Regions from separate parts of the Homo sapiens genome. Here region 2 is linked to region 1. Evidence: chromatin loops called from intact Hi-C (ENCODE). Cell type or tissue: PC-3. All regions are shown on one strand. Links, peaks and the distances in the headings refer to the core of each region. The heading gives the core; the rest is flanking DNA. Region 1 overlaps LOC105373640 (a long non-coding RNA gene). Region 2 has its middle 340 kb from the start of NXPH2.

Evidence for each region. A loop is a pair of places that touch in the nucleus more often than their neighbours do. Peaks named below come from ENCODE experiments on the same cell type or tissue, not always from the same donor. Only the 100,000 strongest peaks of a DNase experiment are listed, where the experiment ranks them.
Region 2: a loop joins it to region 1, with 6 times the contacts of the local background. A loop is called at or near these places in 2 of 110 quality-filtered maps.

What each region holds. Positions count from the first base shown.
Region 1 is chr2:138,945,947-138,951,338 of GRCh38, forward strand. The region is part of intron 2 of LOC105373640 (a long non-coding RNA gene); the gene reads left to right. Among named protein-coding and RNA genes, the nearest start is that of NXPH2, 170 kb to the left of the region's middle. In PC-3, for the core only: no CTCF peak of the experiment used is centred there; DNase peaks (open chromatin) are centred at 2,315 and 3,885; H3K4me3 peaks cover 1,471 bases; H3K27ac peaks cover 4,373 bases.
Region 2 is chr2:139,120,700-139,126,091 of GRCh38, forward strand. No RefSeq gene overlaps it. Among named protein-coding and RNA genes, the nearest start is that of NXPH2, 340 kb to the left of the region's middle. RefSeq lists an enhancer at 1,605-2,804. In PC-3, for the core only: no CTCF peak of the experiment used is centred there; DNase peaks (open chromatin) are centred at 2,232 and 3,262; H3K4me3 peaks cover 391 bases; H3K27ac peaks cover 2,514 bases.

The DNA of each region.
Region 1 (5,392 bases), core at 196-5,195:
CAGAAAGCAATTACAGCAAGGTCACACAAGTCAGTGACCAGGTGACTGGCCACTCCCTAAAAGAAGATCCTAACTTTGGTCTCACCCCTTTCAGGGTTAAACAGTCTTGCTGTTTTGTAGGTATTCGTGAACACATCAAGTTGTATTTAACTTACTTAAGGGATTTCTCTTAGAATCTTCCAGTGTCACTTGGAAATAATTCTATACATAAAAATACATGTATATTTGGTATTCCTGGGTTACAATGTCAGTTCCCATTTCAAGTGCATTCTTTTCTCTAATTGAATCTAAGAATTTTATTAAAAATCAAGATTTTAGCCAAGTGCAGTGGCTTACACCTGTAATCTCAGCACTTTGGGAGGCCAAGGCAGGAGGATTAGTTGAGGCCAGGAGTTTGAGACCAGCCTAGGCACCTGCAACTACAAAAAAAATTTAAAAATTAGCCAGGCACAGGGGTGTGCACCTGTAGTCCCAGCTACTTGGGAGGCTGAGGCAGGAAGATCCCTGGAGCCCAGGAGTTGGAGGCTCCAGTGAGCCATGATTATGCCACTGCATTACAGACTGGACAGCCCAGTGAAACCTTGTCTCAAAAAAAAAAAAAAAAAGATCCTCCTGCAGCTATTCTGATTTAGAAAGATTAGCGGTAGAGGCAATGAGTTATAAGATGAGTTCCTGGCGAGGGATTTTCGAAATCTGACCTGCAGAAAGCCAACTGGACAGTTAAGAATGGTCACATGAACTTGATCACCATCAAGGTGCATGCCACCTTTGATATTATCATTGGCTATGAATCTCCAGTTCAAGTTTTATGCTTCTTCTGTCCTGGAGTCTGATGTTTCTTCTGCTGTTCAGAGGAGATTTATGATTTTGATGGCAAAACTCAAGCAATTTTCGTTATTTCTCATAATCCCTGGGCCCAGAGCAGAGCCCTTCTTAGAGTAGCACTCACTAAATGAGTAAAGATAGCAAAAAGAGTGACACTGATTTCAATTGAATCAATTATTCCTTTGATCAAAAATATTGGCAAGTTTCTGGCACTGTCAAAATCTGCTAGGCCTGCCAGGCAGTGAAAGAAGGAAGACTTGGAATTGTCATTATTCAAGTGGAATTTGAGGTGAAAATTCAGAGAAACAGCTCCAGTGAAAAATCTTGCAACAGAACTCCATCCAAATATATTAAAAGACATCAAAAAGAAAGTGTTTTCTCTTGTGATTTTTCTTTCACTGCTAACTGAACACTTGTAAAATTGATGATGATGTGTCTTACCAGCCACCTAGAATGCTCTGTACACTGGAGAAAACAAAATTATTTTAATATTTTTGAAGGTTTCTTTACTTTGTAAGATGTGCCTGGGGAGCTTATTAAGTTCATTAGAAAACTGGAAGAAATGTAAAAGTACTTCTAAGGGCTCTTTTCTTCCTATCTCAAACTACTTTTGCATTTTTAGATAGGAGCATGAATAGATAAAAGGAGAGCTTAGCTAAAACAAATAAAAATTGATATGTATTTTTTAAGGAGCATGTGAGGAGGAAATGAGCCTATTTATTAATTTCCCTATAGCTGCACTCATCCTACCATAGGGCCCATACTCAATCCTGACTTGCAGTAGGAGCTTCTTAAGGAAAAAACAGTCATCTATATTGAGGTTTAGCCTCTTTCCCTGTATTGCTGGAAAATCCTTATTGTTAATTTTATGTCAATAATAATTGTATCTTATTATGAATAGTAAGATTTAATAACTTTCATTGTTTCATATGCTTGGCAAAGCACACAGGCATTTGTTTACTGAATTCTCACAACATCCCATGAAGTCAGCACTAACAATATATGCCCATTATCGTAATCAAGAATATTAAAAAAGACTATCTCCCAAATATCTCCTTGACTCAGCTAGTCAGGGTCAAAGCAGTGAGCCTAAGAATGGAGAACCCCTGCCTTGCATCTAGGCTGGGAAATTTTGACAGAGACAGGGTTGGGTCCCTGAGGTTCCAGTTATGAGTTCAAGAAGGTTTTCTTCATTAATATGCAGTAGAGATAGGTTTAGGGGAGGTAAAACAAGACAGAAGCTTTTTGTTTTCTCTTTTCCTGTTGTTATATAAGGCTATATTTTTATTCAAAATCAAATAAGATATTGCATAAAGGCCACATCTTTGCTGGGCCTTCTATGACCACAAGGCACTGTGGCCACGTCCCTAGCAACTTGCCTGACTCATTTGGCAGGCCAGTTTCCATTTGACTCATCCTGATTATCTCTAACACTAACAAATGAGACATTTCCTGGCTGCAAATCAAAGTATCTCCTTTGGGTGATAAAATTAAACCACAGACTTGGTGATGCAGCTGGATCTCTGGACTCAAATATTTCCTTGTGGTTTCTAGCAGACCTCAAATTGGATTCCACTTCTAGAACTTACATCCTGAGGTAGAAAGGTCTAGGAATGTGTCTTCAACTGGCAAGTCCCTGTGATTATTTCTGGCAGCAAAGGAGGATATAGATATTAGCAGGGAGCTGAGATAAGTATCACTTACCCTTTGGATTCACCTTATACTTGACCTGGAGGAGATGTTTTTCCCAGCTGAAGTTTAAATGAATATGTAGGCATTTTGAAGGGCTTTCTTCCTTGAGGTTGCTTCCAGAGAATCAAAATCTTGTTAGAATTATTCTGGGCATTGATTCAAAGTATGAGAGGCTAAAATATTGCCAACACGGTAATTTACACAATATAATAGCAGGGGAAAATAAATTATCCACAACTTACAGCAATGCCCTGTGAGCAGAAAGCCTCTTGGAGCACACAAAAATTATATCTGCAATATATCAGCAACATAAAGCTCAAGATTATAAGAATAAGATTCAAGTTCTTGAAAAATTAGTGAAAATTCCATTTCACCATCACTTTAGAAATTGAACAGTAATAATAAATGGGCACAGCCAGTGCTGAGGCATGACTGATTGAATTACATATTCCATCCTATTTGTTATTCAGCACCTCATATCCTCAGAGGACTTTGTTCTCATGCTTCAAGTATGGAAACTTGGTATTATTCCCATTTTGTTTACAAGGAAATGGAAACACTGGAAAGTGTGTTTCCTTTAAGGTCACTTTATTGATCTGAGAAAAAACTGTAATGGAATTGGAAGCTATCAAATCCCTATGTCCTGGGGCTGTCATGGACTGTAGCTTAAGCCAGAATTTCAGAGCCAGGGAAGATCAAAGAATAAAGACAACTGTATGTGCTGGGGATTCAGACCTCTGGTGATCTTTTCATTGAAATCACTGTTCTTCTTATCAACCTTTTGTTTTCTGGGTCTTTACATAAAAGTTTCCCTTTGCTGTGTAGCTTCTTTGTCATCACTGTTGGGAGCAGAATATTCCCTTGCTGTGCTCTACATTATGTTCCTGTCTATTCCTAAGAAGGTTTTACTTGAGAATATAGCTTAGAATGATTAAGCAATATGATCCTCAGCTGAATAATATGTGAAAAGGGCAATTACATGAGACTTTTATGTAATATCCAGAGAACAAGAAAAAGAGAGTTAACAGAATAAAGAAGGCAAAGAAGAAAGAGCAAATTGTATAATCTTACGAATAGAGAGAGTGGACGGGGGGAAATATTTTGGTGCAGGAAGATTTCACAACTGATAAGAGATGGAATTCATTGTGGATTCTCTCTCCCTTTGTTATCCGTGTTGAGTCATCAAATCCAATGTCCACACCTCTTCCTCTCTTTCTGTAGCTTTGCCTCTGGGCTATGTGAAAAGTAATACATGTCATCTATGTTTCAGGTATCAAAGGGGACTTGGTCAGAGAGCTAAATAAGTTTCTTTTTTCCTCCACTTAACTTCCTGCAGCAGCCTCTTAAATGCCTTTCCATTGGTGGTTACTCTCCATTCCAGTTCTAGCTGTGTGCCACTCCTCTGGCTTAGTCATTTTAACCAAAATTTCCATCAGGTTACTTCCTGGCTGAAACCTTTGCTCATCCTCTCTTTACCTTATCCCCCAATTAAAAGTCAGCTGATTAAAGCTCGAATTCCCACATCTCTTCATCATCTGGACCAGCATTATCTTTCTATGTTAAGCCTTGCATAGCCTCTTTCAGTTTCCTATTGCTATTCACATTAAAGTAAAACGTTAGTTGCTCTCTGAGCATATCTCAAAGTTTTCTGCATCCACTTTGTTATCCATTATCTTTCTTCTGTGGAGAATGCTATCCATTTCTTCCCTGATCCATCTCTGCATCTGTTGACCTCCTACTTGTCCTTCAAGGCTTGCCTTCAAAGGTACCTCTCGACTGTCTATTTCTGTACTTATTAAAGATCATCTTGTATTATGGTGTTTTTCTGATCCATCCCCCCTGCTGTATTACAAGTTTGCTAAGGTTAAAAACTGTGTCTTAGTTATCATTGGATTTTCCGTCCTTTCTCCTCCAGCCAGGACCTGGCACAATGCTGTGCTCATAGAAACAACTAAATGAATGAATAACAAATAAATTAATGGCCAAATGAAAGAGCAAGTGATATATGAGCTCTAGAGAAATTAAGAGACACAGAATAAAATCTCTGTACTTTAAAAAGATAAAATTTGGAAAAGATATATAGCCCATATATTTGAAATATAAAAAGTTACGCTTGTTTATATTAAGGGTTACATGAGTTTATGAGTTCTCTAGAACAAATGTACTGCAAAGTGCAGCTGGAAAAGGAGATTACTCTGGACTGAGATCAATGACTTCTTAGAGAAGCTGGGACTTGAGCCGAGTCAGATGCATGCATATAACTAAGCTAGACATAGAAGAAACTATGTTTATTTTACTATAATTTTCTGTACTACTTATTATAATTAATTGTGTATGTACTTGTTCATGAAACTAGACTATTAGAAATTTGAAGAAAAGGCACTTTTTTGTTGTTGTTTTCCAGTAATATGTGCATCTCCTGCAGTTATTACCACGTGCCTGGCATATAGAACATGCTTAATAAAAGTGTGGTAATTGAGAGTGTTGAACATTTCAGGCAAAACAAATAGGGTAAGCAAAATAACAGAGATTGGGATTCACATTAGATATTTAAAAAACAGTGAGGAGAATGTTTCCATTGGTTTCCAAAATACCTAATAGGGAGGATAATTTGATAAAATTAGAATAAAGGGAGCTAAATTACAAAAGATGTTCAATGTTACACTGAATTTGCTTTTTAGTAGTAACCACAGAAAAGTTTTGAAATGTGAAATGACTTCCCATGTATGTGTTTGAAGAATATTTCCCTGGCAGCTCTGTATGTAAGAACGTGGAATTGTGACTTACACTTGGTTGGTTACCCCCAAAGCCCTGCCTTCTACTTTTGTTTGGAACTGTTCAGAAATTCTCTAATCTCAAGAGAGCCAGGCCCAGA
Region 2 (5,392 bases), core at 288-5,287, 170 kb after region 1:
CATTGGGAAGACAGAACAAATTTTAGATCCTGAGTTTAGTCACACATCTGCATAGTTTTGCATGTCAGCCTGTCTTCATCTCTTTCAAGCTGTTTCCCATTCAGGCTAATTCCTCTTGAAGAAGGTAGAATTTTTTCATGTTAGGAGCCAAGTGAAACCTCAGCAGAAATTTGAACCTGAAGCTTGTGAGACCAAGAGTGTCATTCTGTAAGGCGTCAGAAACCTGGGTTTTGCAAGTATTGAATTAGGCTGCCAGGGAATCATTTAATTTAATCAAATCTCAGTTTCTTTATTTACAAGATGAGGAGAAAAAAATAATAATACAACTTCATGAAGACTAAATGAGGTAAACAATGGAATATTCGGACAAATAAAAGCAGAACACCAATATAACAATATAATATGACAAAAATAATGAGGATTGTACAATCAAGCAGATGACAGCTCACTGGTTTAGCATAGAGGCTCGTGAATCAGACTGCTTGGGTTCATATCCTGGCTAAACCACTTGCCAGTGGTATAATCTTGGGCTAGATACATGATCTCTCTAACTCTCTGTTTTTTTTTTATTTCTGAAATTGTAATAATAATTATTGCACCTGCTTTGAAGTGTTTTCATGATTTTTAAATGAGAAGATACATGTCTTCAGCATAGTGTCCTAAAATAAGCCTGTATTTTATTACGTAGTTAGTATGTACTAGATAGTGTTCTGGATGCTTTATATCTATTGTCTTGTTTTGTCTTTAGTATAGTCTATTAAGATCGTTATTGTTATTACCTGAATATTATAGATGAGGAAACCAAAACAAAGTAAGTTGCCCAGAATTGTAAAGCTAATCGTGAAACAAAGATGTAAACCCCTACATTGTATGTTCATAACTCATGCTCTTAATCTTATACTTTATTGCCTACAATGTGGCAAAGACAGAAAATAAGGACAGAAAGTTATTACCTCAAATTCCAATTTACTGCCTGTGTGACCTGAAGCAATTTTAAGTACTCTGAGTTTCAGTTTCCTTACACAGGGGTGCACAAGTTTGTTGTGGGCATTAAATGTATTAACACTTGGAGAAGTATAGCATATGGCTTGCATATGCATATAAGTAACTTAATTATATCACAATTATGAATGTCTTAATTATTAATTAGTTTTTGCTGAAGGTGATTACCCTTAACCAGAACAACTAGGAAAATAGATGTCATTCAAGCAGAATTGGTTCTCTCAGTCCTCACAGTGTTCTGGTCTCAGTCATCTACACTGATTCCGCAGCTTCTTGTTACAACCAAATTTTTGTCTAGATAAGATATGTTTCCCAAATGTAGCCACTGTTGCTCAGTGATGCTCTATTTCTAATCTGAGGCTTCCATGTCTGTGTTATTCCTGCGGAGTGCTGTTGATTGCTGAGGTCATGGACACGGGAAATGTTTTTAAGCACTACTGGGGAAAAACATTAAAACAAATAAAGAATCTCTAAAGTTCTTATTAAGTACAGAGGTGAAGTCAGTTCTAATTGTTCTATATGAGGGCACTTCCTACTCAACCTATTCCTCCATTTCCACTCCTAGCAAAGGTATTACAGCCATTACTCCTTGCTCTTCTAAAACCAACATAGCATGGTTTCTAAATCCCTTCCAATGTTGAAGAGATTGGGAGAAATAAGCCCTCTCCCCCACAGCTGGTATGATGCTATTAAACTGTCTGACAACAACAATAATATGTGTCTGTATAATAGAAAATAACATTTACTAAAGATACAGTAGTGTGAGTGTGAAACACAAAGTGAAAGTGTCATAGCCTTTCAATATTGTTTTCAGGGTTTTATATAGTTTTCTGAAGACAGACAAACGTAAGATGTATAATACATACTATACAACATTTGGAAAGTACAATACATGAAAAAAAACAATCACCAATATTTCACCTTCTTCTCCAAGCTCCCAGGAGCAAACACTGGAGTTACCAGAATAATATGCCCAGGAATTTAAAGATATTTTTCTTCATTTTAAAATTTAGAATCTCCCCATGCACCCCCCACACCCATCCCCCAACCTTACATGTGAAGGGGAAGGCTATTGCGCAACACATACCACTCATTTTCTTACAATTCACATATCAACGCGTAGAACGTGCTACCTTCCTCTGCTCATTCTGGATTTTTGTGGTTTAGAGGCTGCTTAACCTCAAAGTCACTCCCAATGTCCCCCGTTATTAATGCCTTTGTGTTTTTCCCTCTTTCACTGTGTGGGCTGGAACTAGTGACTCACTTCTGATGAATACAACCAGCAAAAGTGAAGGAATGCCACTTCTGAGGAGGTGACAAAATAACTGACTTCAGCCTGGCTCCTCTCTTTTCTCTGCTATTCATCACGTTGTGAGCTGTCCATGGGGAGGCCCATATGGCCAGCAACCAAGCTCTCTGGGCCTGGCTAAAAGTCTGCCGGGGTTCAAGTTTTACTGACATTCATATAAGTGAGCTTGAAAGTGAAACTTCCTCCAGACAACCCTTGACATGACGTAGTTTCTGGTCAAAAATGATTGCAATTTTTGTGAGAGATCTTGAGCCAGAAGATGCAGCTATGCTGCACATGCGTTCCTGATGCACTAACACTGTGAGATAAATGGTTGTTCTTTTAAGTTGCTATAGTTTGTGGTAATTTCTTATGCAGCAATAGGCTATTCTTACATTCAGTAAATCATTCCCAATTCTATGTCTCTTCAACCCTGATACCAATTATAGTCCATAATGCTGGCTGGCATCACAGAGTTTAATTTTTATCTATCTTTTTAATTGACAATTAAAAATTGCATTAAAGTTTTTTTTCTTTTTATACTCAATTTTCCTGTATTGCTAACTGGAGTAGGGGTTTGCTTGGGAGAGAATAAGAATCTTTAGAAGGTGAAGTGAAGTAATCATATATCCATAATTTGATGGTTTGCACCCAAAGTGAATTTATGATCATATTGGCTGGCACCATCCTTGGATTTTCTTTTGACATTCTATTGATCTTTAGTTTAGTTACCATTTGTTTTAGAACAAGGCAGTTTTACTTCATCTCTCTGCTCTCTTTTTTATTTAGTTGTTCTGCATTGCAGATTTCTTTTAGTTTTTGTTACCCAGCATATTTTTCTCTCCTTTCTGCTTTATAGAAACCACCAGTCTATAAACCAAAACAGCCCATAAATCAAACAGCACACCCAAACATGTCATCATTAGTCAATCAATAAGTAAATACTCAATGATGATACCATGCAAAACATATGTTTAAACTTCCAGTTGGATAAACTCTTACTTGCTCTAGGAAGCCGGGACTCAGTCAAATGAAATATTACACACTCAGTGTTTACTTACCATTCAAGGTGAGGATAGTTCCTCAAAACATGGTTTTATACAGCATATTTTTCAATGTAGTCTTTCCCAAAGTAAGTTAAATAGTTGCAATTTAGGAATTTGTTACATATTTTATGATCACTTAAAACTACTCTTGAGTTAGGATTTGATCCTTTCTTTGGGTGTTTAGAGCAAAATTATAGGAGGATATTGGCATCCTTTTATCCATTTTGAAGTCAGGCAATCATAGTTACCCTGTCTGCATTCTAAAATATCATAAGAGATTTAGAGAGGCTTTTACTGAGAAAATGGGAGCATTTATCAAACAAGGATGAATTTGCTTTAGGTTATGTTTAATACAACTGAATTTCTTAGCTCCTGGTTATGTTAATATAATTTAAAGATGACCATAAAATTTTGTTCCCTGGAGCTAACCCTTTGAAAGCTAGTTGCTTTTTAAATTAATATGAATAATACATGAAATGTAGATGGAGATTTTTTCAGTCTCATTCTATTGCATCATTATAAGACATGGCAAATAAATGCCAAAAAAAGAAGTTCAAAAATAAAACTGGATAGCATGTATTATGCATTCATATTATTGCTGCACATCAATTTTTTTGACTAACTTTGGCAGTAGAGGACTACTGAAAATCATTGAAAATATTGATTGTAAAATGTACGCCGTGCTTTGAAAAATGGAGAAAATCCATAACTATTCAGCCTGATTTGGCAGTAGGATGTTCATCCATTATGTAGAAAGTTCTCACATATTATTTGCCATGTTTAACAATTAAAATAATATCAAAAAATGTTTTAAGACAAAGTATTTTGAGCTCAATTAAATCTTTCTCTGATACGTTAGAAAACATTTTGGATACTTCATTTATCTTCATTCTACCAATATTTATTGTAATACATGAAATTTAGGTAAAATTAATTCCAGGTTTTTAAATGTTTTTGTACAATAAACTACTGTAGTTTAGTGTACATTAATAATATATAGCATAAACTCATGTCATTTTTAAAATTGTATCTTCAAAAAAGTGTGTAATCTTCAGAACAACAAGTTGATATAAGTAGACAGCCTGAGGATTCTCAGAAATGCTTGGCAAAAAGATTAGGCTTCCTCTAGACAAGCTGGATAATGACCCCAGCTGTATTTATGGTTGTAAAAAAGCAATCTTTGCCAGGCTCGGTGGCTCACACTTGTAATCCCAGTACTTTGGGAGGCCAAGGCAGGGGGACTGCTTGAGCCCAGGAGACCAGCCTGGGTAACATAGTGAGACCTTGTCTGTACAAAAAAAGCAAAAAAAATGAACAGGGCATGGTGGCACATGACTGTGGTCTCAGCTACTTGAGAGGCTGATGTTGGAGGATCACTTGAGCCCAGGAGGCCAAGGCTGCAGTGAGCTGTGTTTACGACACTGCACTCTAGCATGGGCGACAGAGAAAGACCCTGCTAAAAAAAAAAAAAAGAAAAAAAAAAAGAAAAAAACCAATACTAGAGACACTTGGGTTTCCTAGGTTACATTATAGGCATAAATGAATAGGAGAGTTAGGCATTATCTGATCCAAGGGAACTCTCCTGGCACCCATGAATCATAGAAGGCACGTATCTATCCACCTATGCATACATTGGCCATACTGGATCTGTAAGTAGAGTTGAACTACATAAATACGTCTGTAAATGTATACATGCATACACAAATACATACACACCCTTTGATTAATGAGCCAAGAAAAACTCTAGGAGACTTTTTTTTTAATTAAAACTAGTTTTTAAATGTTGAAAACTGTAAATCATTCCCAATTGTTTTTCTAGAATTGTGTAATACTTCTAAATAACATTTGGTTAATATGGGTGCAGAGGGTTTCACTGGACAATTCTATTAACTATTTAATTCCCAAATAACCCCAATGCTACTTATCTTGCTCTAGGGAATAGAAAAAGAATTTTAAAAACTTTTAATAACAGCAACAATAGTGAAGTCAGAATTTCTACTTAATGGAGAAGTAATAGAGGAATTCCCATGGAGTTGGAACAGGACAAGAACATTCA